Linked DNA regions of Homo sapiens: region 2 is linked to region 1. Evidence: chromatin loops called from intact Hi-C (ENCODE). Cell type or tissue: OCI-LY7. All regions are shown on one strand.

Region 1 (5,000 bases):
CTTGAGGTTAAATCCTTGGACTTGTGACCTTGGGCAAACACCTTAACCTGTTTGAGCCTTATTTGTAAAAAGAGGGATGTTAATAGGTCCTATTTTATAGGTTTTTAAAGAAGATAAGTGAGTTATAGAAATTGATGTAAAGCACTTAGAACAGTGTCTGGCAGTAAGGTATATAAATATTGGTTATTATTGTTGTTGTAGGAAAATTAAATAATACAGATAATTAGGGTTGTGGGACTTCAGCATCCAGAGAGCAGGGGTGATCAGAGAGGGCTTCCTGGAGGAAGTGAGGTCTGAGTTAAGTCAGCACTGAGAGGAGGATGGGGGCTCTGAGTGAGTTTCCTTTTGACACCCTAAACTCCGGCCACAGGAACCAGTGGTTTTGTTTGGTTCCAGGCCGAGGGCTTTGTGGTTCCTTGAGAATCTTCCCATCTTTCCCCATCTCCTTCAGGAACTGGGTTGCACTCCCTCCCTCATCTCCAGGGAGTCCTCTGAGTTTGGTGTTTTGCGTGTGTTTATTAAATAATCATGAAAAGGCAAGGACAGCCCTTTCACAGAGATGCTGGATCGGTCTTGGGGGAAACAGTGCCTGGGGTTTTGACTCAGAACCTTGGCTCGAATCATTTCGAGGCCCTGGCTATGTGGGGTACTCCCCGTGTGCTCTGGGCAGCGTTAGTCATGATGAAAACAATGACAGTCATTGCTGTGCAGGAACTGACTTTGATTCATCACTTGCCATTCTAAGCACTTTGCATGTGTCAACTCATTTAATTTTCTTTATGAAGGGGATGCTGTTTTTATCCCCATTGAGAGGTGAGGAAACTGAGGCAAAGTGAATCTAAGTGAGCTGCTCTGGGTCAGGTGGACAGCATTGCCAGGATTTGATCCTAGGCTGCCTGACCCCACAACTCATGTCCCCAGCCACTTGATAGACCGCCTTTGGCTGATCCAAGAAGGGCTTGGCACATGATTTATTAAGGTGGCAGAACTGGGATTTGAACCCAGGTCTGTGTGATGTTTCACCTCCGCCTGCGCTTCCTCCTGTTACTTGCCCTCTGTGACTCCCATTCTTTTCTCCACAGAATGGGAAGAACTGTGGACGGATAGAAATGGCAGGCTGCCGAGTTCTTGCTCTGGGCTCCGGGTCTGTTCATGGCACGAGGGTTGAGTGAGGCTCTGGAGTCATGCTGCTGGTGTTCAAATCCAGGCTTCTTCCACTTGGACTGTAGGTGACCTTGGGCTGATCACTGACTTGCTCTGTGCCTCAGTTTCCACATCTGTCCAACGGGCACAGTGTAGCACCTGCGTCACAGGGATGTGGTGAAGCTTGCCCCCCACTCCCCTAGAGGAGGCTGAGTAGACCTTGGGCCCACCTGCCAAGGGGAGGCACCTCAGGGGCAGGTGCCAGTAACTCCCATGATGGGGTGTGTCAGCTGGGCAGTGGTCGAAAGAGAAGAGAGGGCCTGGGTGGGTGGGCAGAGAGGCCGGTGGGTGGGAGTTGGTCAGCAGCTCCTCGAAGGTCTCCCCGTGGCTGAGGACAGAGAGCTATAGAGACACAGAGGGTCTGCCCGGAACCGACCAGGATGGGAGTCTCTGAGGAACAGGGATTGTGGGCAGAAAGCTCCCAGAATGCTTTCTGTGGTTCTGCTTTTTGGAGGGAGGAGACAAAAGTTTTTCTTCTCATTGGAGCTCCGCTTGCCAAACAAGAAACTGTGGTTTTTTGTTGTCACTATTTTTTTTTCTGTTTTAAAAGATTCTGTACTCCTAGTCTCACACTAGGGAGAAATGCCACGGGTGGTTGGGGTGGGGGCAGGTCTTTGATTTCACAGTCATTGAGGCAGAGGGACCTCCCCAGTAACTTGGGGGGATTTTCACGTGGTCCTCATATGAAAAGTAGGATGCTGAGAGGTATATGTAACACAGTTCTTTTGGAAAATAAACAATAACCATAATATACACGTGTGTTATATGTATAAGGTGACATTAGGTTGGAGAAAAGGATGGAAGGATGTGTATCTTTTACAGAAAGGCAACCAGGAAGATAAGGAAGTAAAATCCTGTTTATAATACCCTTTTCATATAAAATTATGCATATGTATGCGAATATATTTTTTAAGAAGCCGACAGGAAGAATTGTATTTTCAACATGGTTATTAGATTAATGCAACAGTAATAATGGTAACAATTTGCTAATATTTATATACTTGCAAGCCCTGTTTATAAGTTCCTTAAGCATTAACTCAAAAGTTGCAGGTATTCTTATGCTTCCTGTTTTACAAATGAAACAAAGACACAGAGAGGCCAAGTCAGTTTCCCAAGGTCACACAGCCTGACAGAACTGGCACTTGGACCCAGGTAATGCGGCTGCATGGCCCACATTCTTCACCACTATCCTGAATTGCACCAAAATGAGGCTGTGTTCATGAGCAAAATTACTGCCCCTGTGAGACCTCTGGGCTGCCCAGGTGGGCAAGAATTAAGTCAAAAAGTCCACCTTATTTCAGTTTTCAGATGCCGGAGAGCCTGGAACAGGCCACCTTGTGTTGGGCTCATCATCATCAGGAAGTCAGTGAAAATCTTTTGATGGTAAAAACTGAGTGTCAGCAGGATTTAGATGGGTTACATTTTTTTTAATGTATGGCAGACAGAGAGCTCTGTACAGATAAAACCATGAAGATATGAGACTGCTTTTCTCTGTGTGCAGGTATTTATGGAGCATCTGCTGTATATCCTGGGCAGTGTTCTGGGCCACGAGAATGAAGTCATCAACAGGTCGTTGTCCTTATAAGAAGGACAACCCTGTGGGGATTCTACAACTCATTCTTCAGACAAACCTTCTGGAAGCCTACCTACTTTTATTCTGGTGTTTGCCCTGGTAGCAATTTAACTGTCACTTTAAGAAGACGCGAATGGGGTTGGTGTCTCTGGCTTTTGAGACTTCAGGGCACCCCTTTCTTGGAGAGAAAGATACTCCTTTATCAGGCCAGAGAGCTGAAGACCTGTTGGGCTTGGGGCCACTCCCTTTAATAAAGAAACCCACATCCTATTTGCTTCACAGCCGCTCTCCCTTAAAGGTTTTGCAAGAGTTTAAGTGTTTGAAGCAGGTCATGCCTGGCTGCAGGAGAACCTGACCTCTCCAGATTTTTGGGGCTTTTCTTTTTTTCCAACAGACACAGGCATGCTGGCTAGAATACTGGAGGGAGGTGGGTGATAGGGTGGGCTGCCCCTCAAACCTGTGTGCTGTGTCCCACAGCATCATTCCCCAGACATGGGGCCAGGTCGGAGCTGATTCCTGCCCTGCGTTTCGGAGATCTTGAACAGAAGCCAGGTGGGTCATTCGGTCTGAATCTCCTTGTTTTGCAGGTGACATAAATTGCGTCCCCAGAGGGGAGGTGAGCACCAGTTAAGGGCAGTAGCCACTCAGTTTGTTAGAGTTCCATCCCCAGATACCTGGGAAGAGAGCTTGGTGGCCCACATCCTTTTCTGGGGATCTGTGTTTTAGCCAGGATCAAAAATCCCCCCGTTTTTTTTTAAGATGGAGTCTTGTACTGTCGCCCAGTCTGGAGTGCAGTGGCGTGATCTTGGCTCACTTCAACCTCTGCCTCCCGGGTTCAAGCGATTCTCTTGCCTCATCCTCCCGAATAGCTGGGACTACAGGCACGTGCCACCATGCCCGGCTACTTTTTGTATTTTTTTAGTAGAGACAGGGTTTCACCATGTTGACCAGGCTGGTATTGAACTCCTGACCTCAAGTGTTCTGCCCGCCTTGGCCTCCCACAGTGCTGGGATTATAGGCGTGAGCCACCATGCCCGGCCAAAAGTCCCTCTTGAAGAGGTTTCACGGGGTCATTTCTGGCCCTAGCGTTGGTCTGGAGCAAATCCCACTAGTCTCTCAGCCTTCAGCACTGTCGACATACGGGGCTGGACCATTCTTTGCTGTGGGGGTGCTGTCCTGTGCATTGTAAGATGTTTAGCAGCATCGCTGGCCTCTACCTACCAGATGCCAGTAGGACCCCTCTTCCCCAGTTGTGACAACCACAGATGTCTCCAGATATTCCAGGTATCCACTAGAGGTGGTTGGGTGTGAAAAATAGCCCCCAGTTGAGAACCACTGGGCTAAAAGCTCCTTTGACTACCACCTGTGCTCTCAGATCGTGTGGGGGCATTAGCATGCCTGTGTGGAAATACGTGAGATTGATGTGTTTATGTAAGTAGCATAATACGGTTTGCCCTTTTCACCCAGCAGAGTGTCTGGGAGGCTCCCTCTCTTGCGGTTCATGGTTTAGAGCACAGACTCTCGAGCCACCTTGCCTGGGTTCAGATCCCAGCTCTTCCCCTGTGTGACCTTGGGGATGTTGCTTTGCCTCTCTGAGTCCTGGTTTCCCCATCTGCAAAATGGGGATGACCCCAGCACTCCTAGGGTTACTCTGGGGAGTACAGTGACTGTGTGCGGGCTCACCCCTCCTCCCGGAGGAAGTCCCAAGGAAGAAGCAGAGCCCTCCAGCCTTCCAGCCCTGTGTAGATTTTTGAGCTTATTTTTATTTTCTTGGCTCCTTGAGGACCAGAAGGGAATCTGTCTGCTCTTCTTTTGTCTTGTGGTCAGACACTCAATCTGTGTTTACCCGCCTGATTCCTTCCCCAGGATGGAACTGACAGACGATCCCTTGATTCTGGGCCAGGGGAGGCGAGACTATTTCAGGCTGGCGGGACTGGGGCCACTGAAAGCTGGTGCAGGCAGGTGGCCATTGGCCGTCAGGACCCAGGGTCTTGTGCTTCCCCCCTTGCTGGGAGGGTGGGTGGCTTCTGTGCATCTCTCAGGAGGAGCGAGGCCGGGGTCAGGGTGTGGGCAGTTGATGCTTTCATCCACTAATCGACTTATTCATTCAATAAATGGCCATTCAGCACCCACTGTGTGCCAGGCACTGTGCTAGGTGCTGGCATGTGGCTGGAACAAGACAGACAAGGTCTCTGCCCTCAGGGAATCTTCAGACACCGCAAAA
Region 2 (5,000 bases), 70 kb after region 1:
ATACCCAGAACTTGGATGGATGGAGCATAGGATTTGGGCATTTGAAGGGGTCATTGGGCAATTGGGGAGCTCCCCAGACTCTGGGCTGTGTGGGGCGGCTTGCAGCAGGCTGTGTAAGCCCCCTTCTGCTGTTATAGCGATTTTATTATCATCGCTCAGATTCCAAGGCCCTTGCTGTTCCATGACACTGTGCTTCCGACTCCCCGCCACCCAGATCATGTTGGGGATGGGGTCCTCAGGGCACCCCCTTTTGTCTTGGCTGTGTTCTGGAGCTCCCCCCACCCACCCCCACTCATCGCTTCCCTTTGCTCCCAGCCCATACCCTGGCCCTCTCAAGTTTCACCATATGTCTGGTGAGGTCACCCCAGCCACGGCAGAGGTGTCCTTGGGGGCAGTCGGGCCCCCTCCCCAAGCAGATCAGGTTGCCGGCATCAGTCTCAGGGAGTGACTTCAAGGCCTCTTTCTGTCCTTTTTATCTCCAGGGAGAGATTTATCCTCCCCAGGCAACAGCAGCCATGGGTTCCAGGCAGATGGCAGCTCCCCAGGGGCACCCCTAAGGGCAGCTGCTACCTGTTTTAAAGGCTGATGCGGTTCATTGTCCACAGTCACTCACTGATGGCGCGTGATGGAGACTGTCTGGGTTTAAGGCCCAGCTCCTTCACTTGCCAGCCGTGTGGCTTTAAATAAGGTCTTTACTGCGCTGGGCCTTAGGCTCTTCTGTAGAATGGACATAGTAATAACAATGCCTGCCTCCTCGAGTTTGAGGATTAAAACACCTAGAGCAGCACCTGCACATAATGAGGCCTAAAGGTGTAGTTAGTGAGTTAAAAAGGTGTTCTTATTCTAGTTGCCTCTCCCAGCTCGATATCAGCTTACTTTCTGGAGCCTGTTCTCAGTTTCTCCCTGTCTCTCCCATCCTTTCTCCACATACCAGTCTCTCTTGAGCACCTGCTGTGTGCCAGCCTCTGTCCCAGGCGCTGCGTAGACGGCCAAGGAAATTGACTTCTGCCCTGAGGGAGCTGATACTTTAGTGAGGGAGATGATACTGAATGATCAAACCTATCCATACTTAATTGATAAGAGCACAGCCAATAGCGGAGACGTCTGTGAAGGGTAACAGGGTTCAGGTGGCTATGTAGTGGGTGAGATCCTCTCTTATATGGGTCCAGGGGTGGCCTGTGAGAGGAGGGACCTCTCCTGCCAATTGAATGTCTTGGGAAAAGCTCTGTAGGCAAAGAACAGCACGTGCGAAGGCCTGGATGCTGGGGGCCTGGTGTGTTCAAGAAACAAAAAGGAGACCAGTGTACCTGCAGCTGAGCCAGTGGGGTGAGAAGAGCCCGCATTAGACAGTATTTGGGCGGTGGAAGAGGTTGGATTTTTTTCTAGGTTTTAATTAGAGCCTTTTCTGAGGCAAGGATTTCTTGACCTTGTCACTGTTGTTTGCGGTCAGCTGTGTCTTTGTGGGGTTGTCCTGTGCACTGTAGGGTGTTTCGCAGCATCCCTGGCCTCTACACACTAGATGCCAGGAGCACCCCTGTCCTCAGTTGTGACAACCCAAAATGTCTCTAGACATTGGCACATGTCTTCTAGGGGGTAAAATCACCCCCAAGTTGAGAACCACTGGGCTCAGGTTAGGGCGACAGGTGAGACCTGGCCTGGCATCGGGAGACCTGGTTCTAATCTGTGTTTTGTCACCAGTTTGCTGTTTGACCTCAGACCAGTGTCTCATACTCTTGGTATCTCCATTAAGTGGGAGCTTGTTGGAGATGGCAAACTCATCATCCTTCTAACCCTCTCCCTGCCACATCCATGGCAGACATCACTAATCAATTATGATGTGGCTTCCTGCTCAGTCTAGAGCTCTGGGGACCCTGGAAACACTCAGGCTGGGAGCTGAGTAAACAGTCTCTCTGGTCCTTCTCTTATGCCCCAGAAGACCTGGATATACATTTAGAGGAACTTGAACGCCTGGGCTCGAGGAAACATGTGCATCACCTAGAGGAACTTGTATACCCATACCCCAGTCGACGAGAGTATACAGCTGAAAGAACTTACACCTGAGTGCCATTGTTTACAGTAAGGATGTTTGAAACAAGTGTCTGCAGCATGGCAGTGGTTACTTCATGCTGTGATTTTGACTAGTAAGCAATGAAATGAACAACTTGAGGTCTGTCTTATTGTGGATTCCCCAAAGAACATGACCCGAGACTGATTCAAGGGCAAGTAGCATACTTGGGAGGTCACCCCAGGAAGCATCAATAGGAGAGTGGGGGAGTGAGGCAGGGAGGAGAAGGCAGCCAAGAAAGGTGTGTCATCAAGCGGGTTACCATGGGGGCCACCGGAGCTGAATCCATCAAGGCACTCGGGGAGATAGTGTCCATCGAGTGCCTCAGTTTCCTCATCTGTCTTTTCATGCCAGGTCCTGCTGGCCATCACTGAGGGCTGCTCCCAGGCAGTCTTACTTCTTCCGCACCTCTGGCCTGCCCTGCACATGAGAGCGGGGTCTTCAGGCCAAGAGATGCAGGTGCTGGCAGCTCGATGTGGTGTGGGGTAAGGGTGGGGTCTGGATAGCAGATGTTGCCCAGTGTACATATCAACATGGGTAAATGTGGAAGACATGATGTTGAGTGAGAAAATCAAGTTGCTGAAAGCATGCTACTTATAAAAATGTTGTGAACATGCAAAACAATATTCTCTCTTGCTTATAGATGCACACAGCTTGGTAAGTGGGCAGAGGCATGCGTGGGAATGAGGAGCACCAGCTCCAAGTACCTTGCAGGGAGAGAAGGTGCCCAGTGGCTCACCTCTCTCTGTAATGATTCCTTTCTGCCTTTTCTACTTAATACATGGAGGTTTGATATTTGCATGGTACTGTGGGTAAACTGAACTAATCTCGAGTGCATACTGCTGGGGCTTTGCATATGCAGTGACCTGTGTCTCCACTGCTCAGATCAAGATATAGAACATTTCCAGCACCCCCAAGAGCCTCCTCATCCCGTTTCCAGTCTGTGCCTCCCCTAGACTTGTTGAATTTCTTTTTGCAAATGGTTTCAAGCAAATTCGGTGTAGTATTAAGATTTGCCAAAGCTGGGTAGTGATGAGTTTGTGGGTGTTTGTTGTTTCTCTCTATTCTTTTCTGTATCCCTGACGTATTTCATCATCACATTCATAAAATGAAGAGGAGGACTTGGGCAGATGTGAGGACAAGTGGTCCAGGCATGGGCAAAGCTTCCGAGGCTGGAGGAGTTTCTCAGGCAGCCCTGGAAATCCTGAGAACAGTATTGTGTCTAAGGGAGGCTTCGGAGATGAGAGCTGCTTTTGACCTGAGTGTTTCAAAGCTGTCAAGCCTTGGACAAAGGAAGAGTCGCCCTGGAGGGTCCCTTTCACCATCCTGCCAGTGCAGGGGACGCCGTGCTGCCTGGAAAAGCCAGTCGTGCCTTGGGCAGCAGGAGGGCTGGTCCCAGAGCCTCTGCTGCCCATTCTTTCCGGGTCACGAGCTGCCCATTGTGGCCTTCACACCGGCTTGTTTGCAGTTCCTCAGTGGGTGGCCCGAGCCTCCCATTGTTGCAGCACAATAGCGGTGGCAGAGCTCGTGTGAAGAAACCAGGACAGGAAGCCCCAATCTAGGCCAGCGGAGTGCGGCACTCCCAGCTTCCTGCCCTCCCTGGCTGTGCTGGGTGAGGCTGCCTTTGTCTCCCTCTAGTCTGGGGAGGCTGGAGCTTGACTTCCTGTCAGTATCCCAGGCCCTGTTAAAACATCCTCTAGGAACCCCAGTCCCTGTCCCCTCCGCTCATTGTCGTTTCAAAAACAGGATCCACAGACTTCCAAGGAGCCTGAGTCGAGGTCTCCGGCATGGGTCAGGCACTGTGCCAGGCGCATTCCAAACCTTCCTTTGATTTTCAAGCACCTGCTATTTGCTGAGCACTACATTTGGCCCTGAAGACGTAGCTGTGAACAAGACAGGCAGGGTCCCTGCCTTCAGGGAGCTTCCATTCACTTTATCCCATGACATTCTAAAAGGTGCTGTATTCCTATGATTCCACTGGGAAGAGTAAATGAAGACTTAGAGAGGCTAGTGCACTTTCCTGAGGTCACACAGCAGGAAGGACCCATGGTTGAAACTCAGACTCACCAGTTTCCAAACCTGGCCTCTGATGTTGGATTGGGGGTTATGGTTTCATCCCAGCCATGATCCCTGCTTATCCTGGCCTTTCCCTTAGGAGCTTGTATAGATTGCTTAACCTCAGTTTCCTCATCTGTCAAATGAGCTCCTAACGCAAGATGGGAAGATAGGAGTTTGCATTAAGAAGAGGAGGGCCTCTTGGCGGAGGTGACATTTGAACTAAGGCCGGATGGATGAGGAGGCTGCTCAGGGCAGAATGGGGGAGAACATCTTGCAAGCAGGAACAGCATATGCAAAGGTCCTGAGGCAGGAGTGTATTTGGCAGGTGGATAGAATCTAGAATGAGAGTGTGGCTGAAGATTATTTATATTGAGGTGTGTGGGAGGATGAAGTACTGGAAGATGAGATCAGAGAGATTAACAAGGACAAGATCATGGGGACCATGGAAAGATTTGGATTTTAAGTGCAGTGGGAAGCCATGGAGATTTTAAAGGCATGGATTGACTGATCTCCTGTACATATTTAAAGGGATCTCCCTGGCTGTGTGTGTAGAGAACAGACTTTTGGGAGGGTGAAGGGGACCAGGAGGGAAATGGCTGTGTTAGTCCAGGCAGGAGATGATGATGGCTTGGACTGGGGGGGTGGTGGCTGTGGAGATGGGGACCAGTGGTTGTAGTATTCAGGTAAAGCTGGTAACATTTGCTGATGTATTGGAAATGGAGTGTCAGAGGAGAGGGGCTGAGGACGGCTAGTGGGTTTTGGCTAGAGCCCTTGAAAGACAGAGGTGCCATTAAGTGGGGAAGAGTTCGGTGTGAGTTTGGGAAAGGTCATTAATTAAGTGTTGGACAGGCTGAGTTTGGACATCCAGGTGGAGACA

Evidence for each region. Hi-C counts contacts between places; a loop is a spot of excess contacts. Peaks named below come from ENCODE experiments on the same cell type or tissue, not always from the same donor. Only the 100,000 strongest peaks of a DNase experiment are listed, where the experiment ranks them.
Region 2: it touches region 1 in a loop (2.7-fold over the local background); 31 of 110 quality-filtered maps call a loop at or near these places.

The regions. Positions count from the first base shown.
Region 1 is chr20:48,819,734-48,824,733 of GRCh38, reverse strand. The region is part of intron 1 of PREX1 (phosphatidylinositol-3,4,5-trisphosphate dependent Rac exchange factor 1); the gene reads left to right. Among named protein-coding and RNA genes, the nearest start is that of PREX1, 5.8 kb to the left of the region's middle. RefSeq lists enhancers at 488-577, 868-917, 4,277-5,000. In OCI-LY7, no CTCF peak of the experiment used is centred here; DNase peaks (open chromatin) are centred at 3,043, 3,333, 3,933, 4,173 and 2 weaker places; H3K4me3 peaks cover 4,612 bases; H3K27ac peaks cover 5,000 bases.
Region 2 is chr20:48,749,994-48,754,993 of GRCh38, reverse strand. The region is part of intron 1 of PREX1 (phosphatidylinositol-3,4,5-trisphosphate dependent Rac exchange factor 1); the gene reads left to right. Among named protein-coding and RNA genes, the nearest start is that of PREX1, 76 kb to the left of the region's middle. RefSeq lists enhancers at 3,241-3,370, 4,973-5,000. In OCI-LY7, no CTCF peak of the experiment used is centred here; DNase peaks (open chromatin) are centred at 1,953, 2,903 and 3,623; H3K4me3 peaks cover 1,280 bases; H3K27ac peaks cover 2,064 bases.